2 separate regions of the Homo sapiens genome follow, and region 2 is linked to region 1. The links are chromatin contacts, found by Hi-C or POLR2A ChIA-PET in ENCODE. All regions are on one chromosome and are shown on one strand. Each heading gives the region's core, a stretch centred on a gene start or an enhancer-like site at or near the end of the contact. The rest is flanking DNA. Distances are from core to core; before and after follow the strand shown.

Region 1 (3,785 bases), core at 91-2,590:
ACCAATACTTAAAGAGGACCATAAGCATATTCAAGTCTATGAAAGTACTAAAAATCTCACCATTTACAGAAATTTCATCATGAAGATCCTTACACTTAACACCTTAAGGTGATGAGTTTTCACATGACTGTTTTCAAGGCCACAGCCACCACCTTTAATCTAAAAGAGAAGGATAACAGGCTTCATTCTAACAGAAACCACCTTAAGGTTTATTCTCCAGATTTGTATTAAACAGCTGAGCCTCAGCAAGTCAGACCTCCTCACAAAAGATACCATTTCAGACAGGGATAACTTTAAATCATCCTCAGCTCAGCCAATAACAAAGATTCCTAAATCCTAGCGATCCAAAATTCATTTGCCATGTCTCTTTCATCCCTGCATGCCCTAACGAGGATCCACGCTGGTTACAATGACACCTAGTGGCCCCAAATCACACGGGCAAAGACGCTACTCATTTTTATCATTAAAATAATTAGCATTCTGAATTTTGAGTAATTTCTTACCATAGCTGGCTTGTATGTCAACACGTATTCTCATACTTGAACTTCAGAATAAAGCAGGAGGTGAATGTATGTGATGGCACCAACTGTGCTTTCTCATTTCTAGTGACCACTCAGGCCCTGCCTGCACCCACTCTTACTCATGTTAAGGGCTCCATCTATTACTCTGATCCTTCAACCTGGAGCTCTGCTTTTCACCGTCTCTGCAGATGCCAAACAAAGAAAGGCCTCTGGGGGAGGAAAAAAGGCTCGTTGTTAAAACTACGGCTTTCCAGAAGTTTACAATCCTATTGACTCCTATCTGTAAAGCTAAATATGAACTACCGATTGGGGCCGTCCTCAAGACACTCCAAGCGGAATCACGTCTTCACACGTTAACACTCCTGATGCTGAATTAAGAACCACCATCGTCAGAGTCTGCCCGTGCGCGGGCACCGAAGACCCCTGGGCATGACGCTCAGCACACGCGCGGCGGAGGCGCACGGGGCTGCCCAGGTTGTTAGGCGCTCTCCCCCGCAGAAGCCGGCCCTATGACGCCGAGGACGGGCTTGAGCTCTCTCCCTTCACATAGTAACATTTTCTCAACGTTTGGAAAGCATTTTCTCATCCAGTACTTTTAACCCTCCTAACCACCCTATGAGGGAGAAACCGAGATTATCGTCACCACTTCGTCTCTGAGGAAGGGAAGCCAAGTATGTTAGTGTCGTGTCAAGGAAGACCCCGTTTTCCCACCCAGGCAGCCTTACCATCATCACTAAAGGCCTGAGACTGCTCGCCGTGCTCAACACCGACTGGAGTGGCCATGTCTTCCAGCCACGCGGCCGACCTCGAAAAGAACGCGAGACCGCCCCTGCGCGCAAGTCTTCTCGGCAATCTCTCCGGAACTCTCGCGATGTTGAGAAAGGGCTGGTGGGAAATGTAGTTCAAAACTACGGCGGCTGGGGGCTGGCCGCGTCCTCAGCGCGACCCTGGAGCTGGGGGTAAGATGGTGGCCGCCACCAGGGGCAGTGGAGGGTCCGGAGTGGGAAACCAGGCCTGTGAAGAACCACGGCTGTCAGAAAACGAAGCTGGAGGTTCACTTCTGCCAGAAAGTCATTGAGCTTCAACACAGTTTGTCCCTGGTCGAGACTGGGGAAGCACAGAAAGTTCGAGGGGGCAGGGACAGATGAGGAAACCGGGGCTTGGCCGAGTATCTTTGTTAATTGCTCTGCGGATTTTATTTGGGGGAGGATAGGGGCATTTGGGGTGGTTCGCTGGGTTAGTGAAGAGGAGAGATTCCGAGGGAATCGTTCAACCTCCTGCTCAGGTGTTTTTAAGTTTGGGGCGAGGCCGGTGAAGCCGAGGCGCGGGCGGCAAGGAGCGCTGGAGAGCGACGGGGCTCGGCCTCCGCGGCTGCCCAGGGGCCCGGGGCATTCCGAGAAGAGAAAAAAAGGCAAGTGTCACGAGCTGAATTACGAAAAGAACGGAGAATGATGTAACACCCACTGCTCTTCTGAGTGTTATTTTTCAGGCAAACACCTTGGCTTCATTTTTTTTTGTTTCTGGGTTTTTTTGGTTTGTTTTTGAGATAAGGTTTCACCCTGGCACGCAGGCTGGAGTGCAGTGGTGCAATCATAACTTATTGTAGCCTGGACCTCCCGGGCTCAAGTGATCCTCCCGCCTCAGCCTCCTGAGTGGCCGGGACGACAGGCGAGCGCCACCACGCCCAGCTGATTATTTTTATTTTGCAGAGATGAGGTCTCACTATGTTGCCCGGGTTGGTCTCAAACTCCTGGCCTCAAGCAGTCCTCCTGTTTTGGCCTCCCAAAGTGCTGGGATTACAAAGGTGAGCCACTGCGCCCGGTCTGGCTTCGTTTTTGAAATAAAAATAAGGCAAAAACGACATCAACAATCAGGGCCAGAATTTGCACCTATTTGAAAGCTAGTTTAAGTTTGCAAGACCGAGAGCCTTTTCTCCATTCCAGTCTCCCTGTTCTCATCCACCCATTAACAGTGATCTCTGTGGCCTTCGGTGTGGGTTATATTGTCCTGCAGATGGTAATATGTTGCAGATACTTATCTTCAAATTACCACATTTGCTTATGTTTACCTCCTTTCATTTGATTGTAAGCTCTTCAAGAGCAGAAGTCTCTTTTTATTATTATTATTATTTTTTTTTTTTTTTTTTTTTGAGATGGACTTTTGCTCTTGTTGCCCAGGCTGGAATGCAATGGCACGATCTCGGCTCACGGCAACCTCCGCCTCCCAAGCTCAAGTGATTCTCCTGCCTCAGCCTCCTGAGTAGCTGGGATTACAGGCATGCGCCACCACGCCCAGCTAATTTTGTATTTTTAGTAGAGATGGGGTTTCTCCATGTTAGGCTGTTCTCAAACTCCTGACCTCAGGTGATCCACCCGTCTCAGCCTCCCAAAGTGCTGGGATTACAGGCGTGAGCCACCACGCCCAGCCTCTTTTTATTTTTATTTTTTTCTTTTTAATTTCTTAACAGTGCAGGGTTTGGTATTTACCTGCTATGCTCACAGTAAGTCTTCAGCAAATAATCATTAATTCATTCAGCAGTAATTCTGGCCATTAGGTTTCTCTACCTTACCCTTGAAGACACGTTATTTTGTGTAATACTGAAAGGAAGAATGTGTTCTATCCCTGCAAACATAGTTCCTTTCATTTGAGACTTACAGTGGGAATTCTAAGTGTGGAATTTCCCAAAAGCTGCTAGCGGGCTGGTGACCTACTGTAGACAAGATAGTAATGATAGCTAATACTTCATAGCACTTACCAGGTGCCATTCCCTATACTGGTTTCTGTACATGTATGAACTCGTTTAATCCTCACAATGCGATGAAGTACTACTGTCAGAGGCATTGGAACCAGAAAACTCCATCTTGAATAGGAGCTGGGTGAAACGAGGCTGAAACCTACTGGGCTGCATTCCCGGACGGTTAAGGCATTCTAAGTCACAGGATGAGACAGGAGGTCGGCACAAGATACAGGCCATAAAGACCTTGCTGATAAAACAGTTTGCAGTAAATAAGCCCACCAAAACCAAAACCAAGATGGCGATGAGAGTGACCTCTGGTCGTCCTCACTGCTACACTCCCACCAGCGCCATGACAGTTTACAAATGCCATGGCAACATCAGGAAGTTACCCTATGTGGTCTAAAAATGGGAGGCGTAAATAATCCACCCCTTGTTTAGGATATAATCAAGAAATAACCATAAAAATGGGCAACCAGCAGCCCTCAGGGCTGCTCTGTGGAGTAGCCTTTTTTTTTTTTTTTTTTTTG
Region 2 (3,785 bases), core at 1-2,500, 100 kb before region 1:
GAGAATGAATCACAGTGTCCTTTTCCTGTAAATATTGTAGTAAAGAACAGAACATACTGTTAAATAATCGCGAGCAATGATCAATATTAGGAAACTTATATTCATACAATTCTATTATTTAATCTATGAGTGTATTCATACTTTGCCAGTTGACCGACAATGTTTTTAATGTAAAAAAAAAAAAAAGTCTGTTCCAGGATCTAATCCATGATTAAACACTGCATTTACCTCTGTCTCTATAGTGTCACTTAATGTGGAATAGCTCCTCAGTCTCTTTGTCTTTTGTGACCTTGACATTTCCTAAGAGTACAGGCCAGTTATTTAATAGGATCTGTGAACTTGGAACAAATTTGTCTTTGATAATTTCGTTGCTTTCTGACAAAACAGGATGCCCACACCCATATACATTTCCTGGTCCTGATTCTCGACACCATTTCTTGCATGGGAAAGAAATGGGACCTGAGGCCAGGCAAGGTGATTCACACCTGTAATCCCAGCATTTCAGGAGGCTGAGGTGGGCGGATCACCTGAAGTCAGGAGTTTGAGACCAGCTTGGCCAACATGATGAAACCCTGTCTCTACTAAAAATACAAAAACTAGCTGGGCGTGGTGGCAGGCACCTGTAATCCCAGCCACTCAGGAGGCTGAGGCTGGAGAATAGCTTGAACCTGGGAGGTGAGGTTGCAATGAGCTGAGATCACACCACTGCACTCCAGCCTGGGTGACAGAGCAAGACACTGTCTCAATAAAAAAAAAAAAAAAAGGGACGTGAATCCTGATGATAGTGCTATTGATTGGGGTGAGATGCAAGTGGGGACAGGGGTTGCAACCAGCTGAGCATCCTGGGACTGCCTCTCCTCCAGCCCTGGAGACTCCTCATTCTGGGGAATGGCAACTTCGGGCTGGACTCTGTGGATGAGTTTCTCAGATGCCTGGGTGACACCAAGGTAGAGCGGGGGACCTGCAGACTTCGTTCCCTGCATGGCTCTGGGTGTGGCTCATGCAGGATAACCCTCAAATTTCCTCCTAGCCGTTTTTTTTAATGACAGATTTTATTGCATTTTAGGGCTTGAGATGTTTACTTGTTTTTCTTATCTACTATTATTGATTTACTGTAACCGCCAGCAGGGCAAACACAAAATTTGGGGCATCTGCTTGCTGTCAAGGAAGTGTCAAAATATGTGATAAACATAGGGTGACTCAGCAAAACAACTCAGACTCTAATTACATGGTGAATGCACCGTGCCGCAGAGGACTTGCCCTGTCCCGGGCGGTGCGGGTGGCTGCTCATCCATGGAGGCGATTGTTCTTGGCCGGTCCTTCCTGCAGGGATGGATGCAGGGCAGAGGGTTACTGACTCGCAGGGAATGGCTGCACTCACTGGCAAAATCCTCCCTCTGATTTTTGTGAATGTTCTCACAGAAGAAACTCCTAAGTGATCTACAGTCTTGGGGCTAGACTCCTACCACTACGGGATTCCTGGGCTACAGCTCCCAAGGAAATGGGGAGTCTGCAGGAAAAGGTCAACAACAGGTTGTTGCACCTTTGGCTTCTGAGTGTTCCAAACAGAAGGGTAGCAGAAAGTGCTGCAGGGCTGTCTGAGAAGAGGGCCTCAGGGCAGAACTGCCAGTGTCAGAGAAGAGGCAGACTGGGGACATCAAAGGAGAGGGGGAAATGTATCCAGACAGGAGTGTAAGTGCAGTTGTTTTCTTGAGAAGCCTCACCTCATTGAGGTATCAACATGAAACCATTTTCTTTTTCTTTTTTCTTTTTTTTTTTTTTTGAGATGAGGTCTGGCTGTGTTGCCCAGGCTGGAGTGCAGTGGGGTGATCTTGGTTCACTGCAACCTCCGCCTCCTGGGCTTAAGCCATCCTCCCACCTCAGCCTCCCGAGTACCTGTAGTAAGGCACACACCACCATGCCTGGCTAATTTTTGTATTTGTAGAGATGGGGTTTTGGCCGGACATGGGGGCTCACCCCTGTAATCCCAGCACTTTGGGAGGCTGAGGTGGGCAGATCACTTCAGGTCAGGAGTTCAAGGCCAGCCTGTCCAATGTGGTGAAATCCCATCTCTACTAAACACATAAAAATTAGCCGGGCATGATGGCAGGCACCTGTAATCTCAGCTACTCCAGAGGCTGAGGCAGGAGAATCGCTGGAACTCAGGAGGTAGAGGTTGCAGTGAGCCAAGATCACACCATTGCACTCCAGCCTGGGCATTGGAGTGAGACGCTGTCTCAAAAAAGAAAAAAAAAAAAAAACAAGAGATGGAGTTTTGCCATGTTTCCCAGGCTTGTCTTGAACTCCTGTGCTCAAGCGATCTGCCTTCCTTGGCCTCTCAAAGTGCTGGGATTCCAGGCATGAGCCATGGTGCCCAGCCCATTTTCTATTTTCTAATCACTGCTTCCACTCTATGCCAACTCCCTTCAGTCCCTTAGCAATATCTTGGGCAGATTCATCACTTTAGCCTGGTAAAGCTCAGGCCAGCCCTGTTTCAAGCCCCACTCGCATATCTGGTTCACAGTGCTTCACCTCCTCTTCCCAGCACAAGCTGGGCACTCACACTGCTTGCTGGGAGAATGAGGAGATTGGGGAGTGGGCCTGGTCTAGTTCTGTGATACCTGCTGCCTCCTCTCTTTACAAGGCCTCGCTTCCTAGCTGCCCTCGTGTGGAGAGCAGGAAATGGAAGTGGTCAGGACACGGAAGAAGACAGCAGAGGTGTCTTAATGTAGCTGACTATAGGTCCAAGGTGAGGAGGCCCCAGATCCAGCTGGACTTGGTTCCATCTATTGCTGCTGACCTCTGAGGATAGGGTAGACTCTGCATAGATGGTGTCCCCTCTTTAACGAAGCCCTGCTCAGAAAACCCAGCCTAGTCTTCCCTGGCCCCACCAGGAAATCCACTTTCCAATCTCCAGAGGGAGGGCCCTATTATTTGCTTCAGAGGCCACCTGGACAGCGTGTGAGCCCTGCCCTTCCTCTCAACTTTGTGCTTCCTCCTATGGAGACATCGAGGCTTTTCTGCACCTTCCAAAGGTCATGGGAGATGGCCTGGGGGTGCCCTCTTCTTGTTCCTCAACTCAGACAAGGTTTTCGAACCCTGCCAGCATATGGGCAGTGCTGGTGGAGAGGTAGACCGCCTTCAGCAATCACAGCACTGTCAATACTTGATTCCATTTCTAAATCTGTTTCCCAGGCTGGTCTGGAACTCTTAAATCTGGGCCACAAGCATAAAAGAAGCTGCATGTAATTAGTTTGCTTCTTTCCATAGACCTGTTTGTTGAAATGGAGTATTCTACTGGCAAATCGTCTCATAGAAAAAGAGGTGGGTACAAAGAGCCCAGATGGAAAGCCTGAAGAAAAAAACAAATGATTTTTTGGTCTGATTTGGGTAGAAATGATATTCTGAAGCAGAATATCAGTTGCAAAGAGATCATTATCCTCACTCCCTAAGCAAATATCAAGGGGGCAGACATTCTTTTCATCTTGGACGATTTTCACAAGCTGTATATCTCCGGGAATATTGACAAAGACATTTTCAACAGAACAAAAATCAATGATAATTATAGCTTGTGGCCTTTGAAGCAAAATAGAATGAGACCTATCAAGACACACCAAATCATTTATACCCCTTTTAAAATCAGTAAGAACGCTAGTATGTCCAGGACAATAGCAAACTAGGGGCCTCAAAACACATGTTTTGGCCAGGCACAGTGGCTCACGCCTGTAATCACAGCACTTTGGGAGGCCGAGGTGGGCAGATCACCTGAGGTCAGGAGTTCGAGG

What was found. Hi-C counts contacts between places; a loop is a spot of excess contacts on that map. ChIA-PET counts read pairs that join two places held with the same protein, here RNA polymerase II (POLR2A). Pooled maps may share reads with other maps.
Region 2: a map of heart left ventricle shows a loop between it and region 1 (2.3-fold over the local background). The contact joins the enhancer-like site here to the promoter of SNHG16 in region 1. A Hi-C loop is called at or near these places in 20 of 168 maps with a recorded cell type or tissue (A673, B cell, CD4-positive, alpha-beta T cell and 13 more), 15 of 37 single-sample maps with no recorded cell type and 31 of 50 pooled maps. POLR2A ChIA-PET finds 5 or more read pairs at or near these places in 40 of 52 experiments (A549, A673, AG04449 and 33 more).

What each region holds. Positions count from the first base shown.
Region 1 is chr17:76,555,319-76,559,103 of GRCh38, reverse strand. It overlaps SNHG16 (small nucleolar RNA host gene 16), which reads right to left and starts at 1,340. Exons shown (of 3, transcript NR_038111.1): 1 at 1,247-1,340. SNORD1C (small nucleolar RNA, C/D box 1C) reads right to left here and starts at 314; the gene lies at 235-314. RefSeq lists enhancers at 118-919, 1,260-1,519, 920-1,720, 2,210-2,309.
Region 2 is chr17:76,657,449-76,661,233 of GRCh38, reverse strand. No RefSeq gene overlaps it. Among named protein-coding and RNA genes, the nearest start is that of ST6GALNAC1, 16 kb to the right of the region's middle. Within about 2 kb of position 1,250, at least 7 of the 41 ENCODE cell types and tissues checked have a DNase peak (open chromatin) inside an H3K27ac peak, as active enhancers do; they include CD8-positive, alpha-beta T cell and PC-9, where a contact is called at or near this core.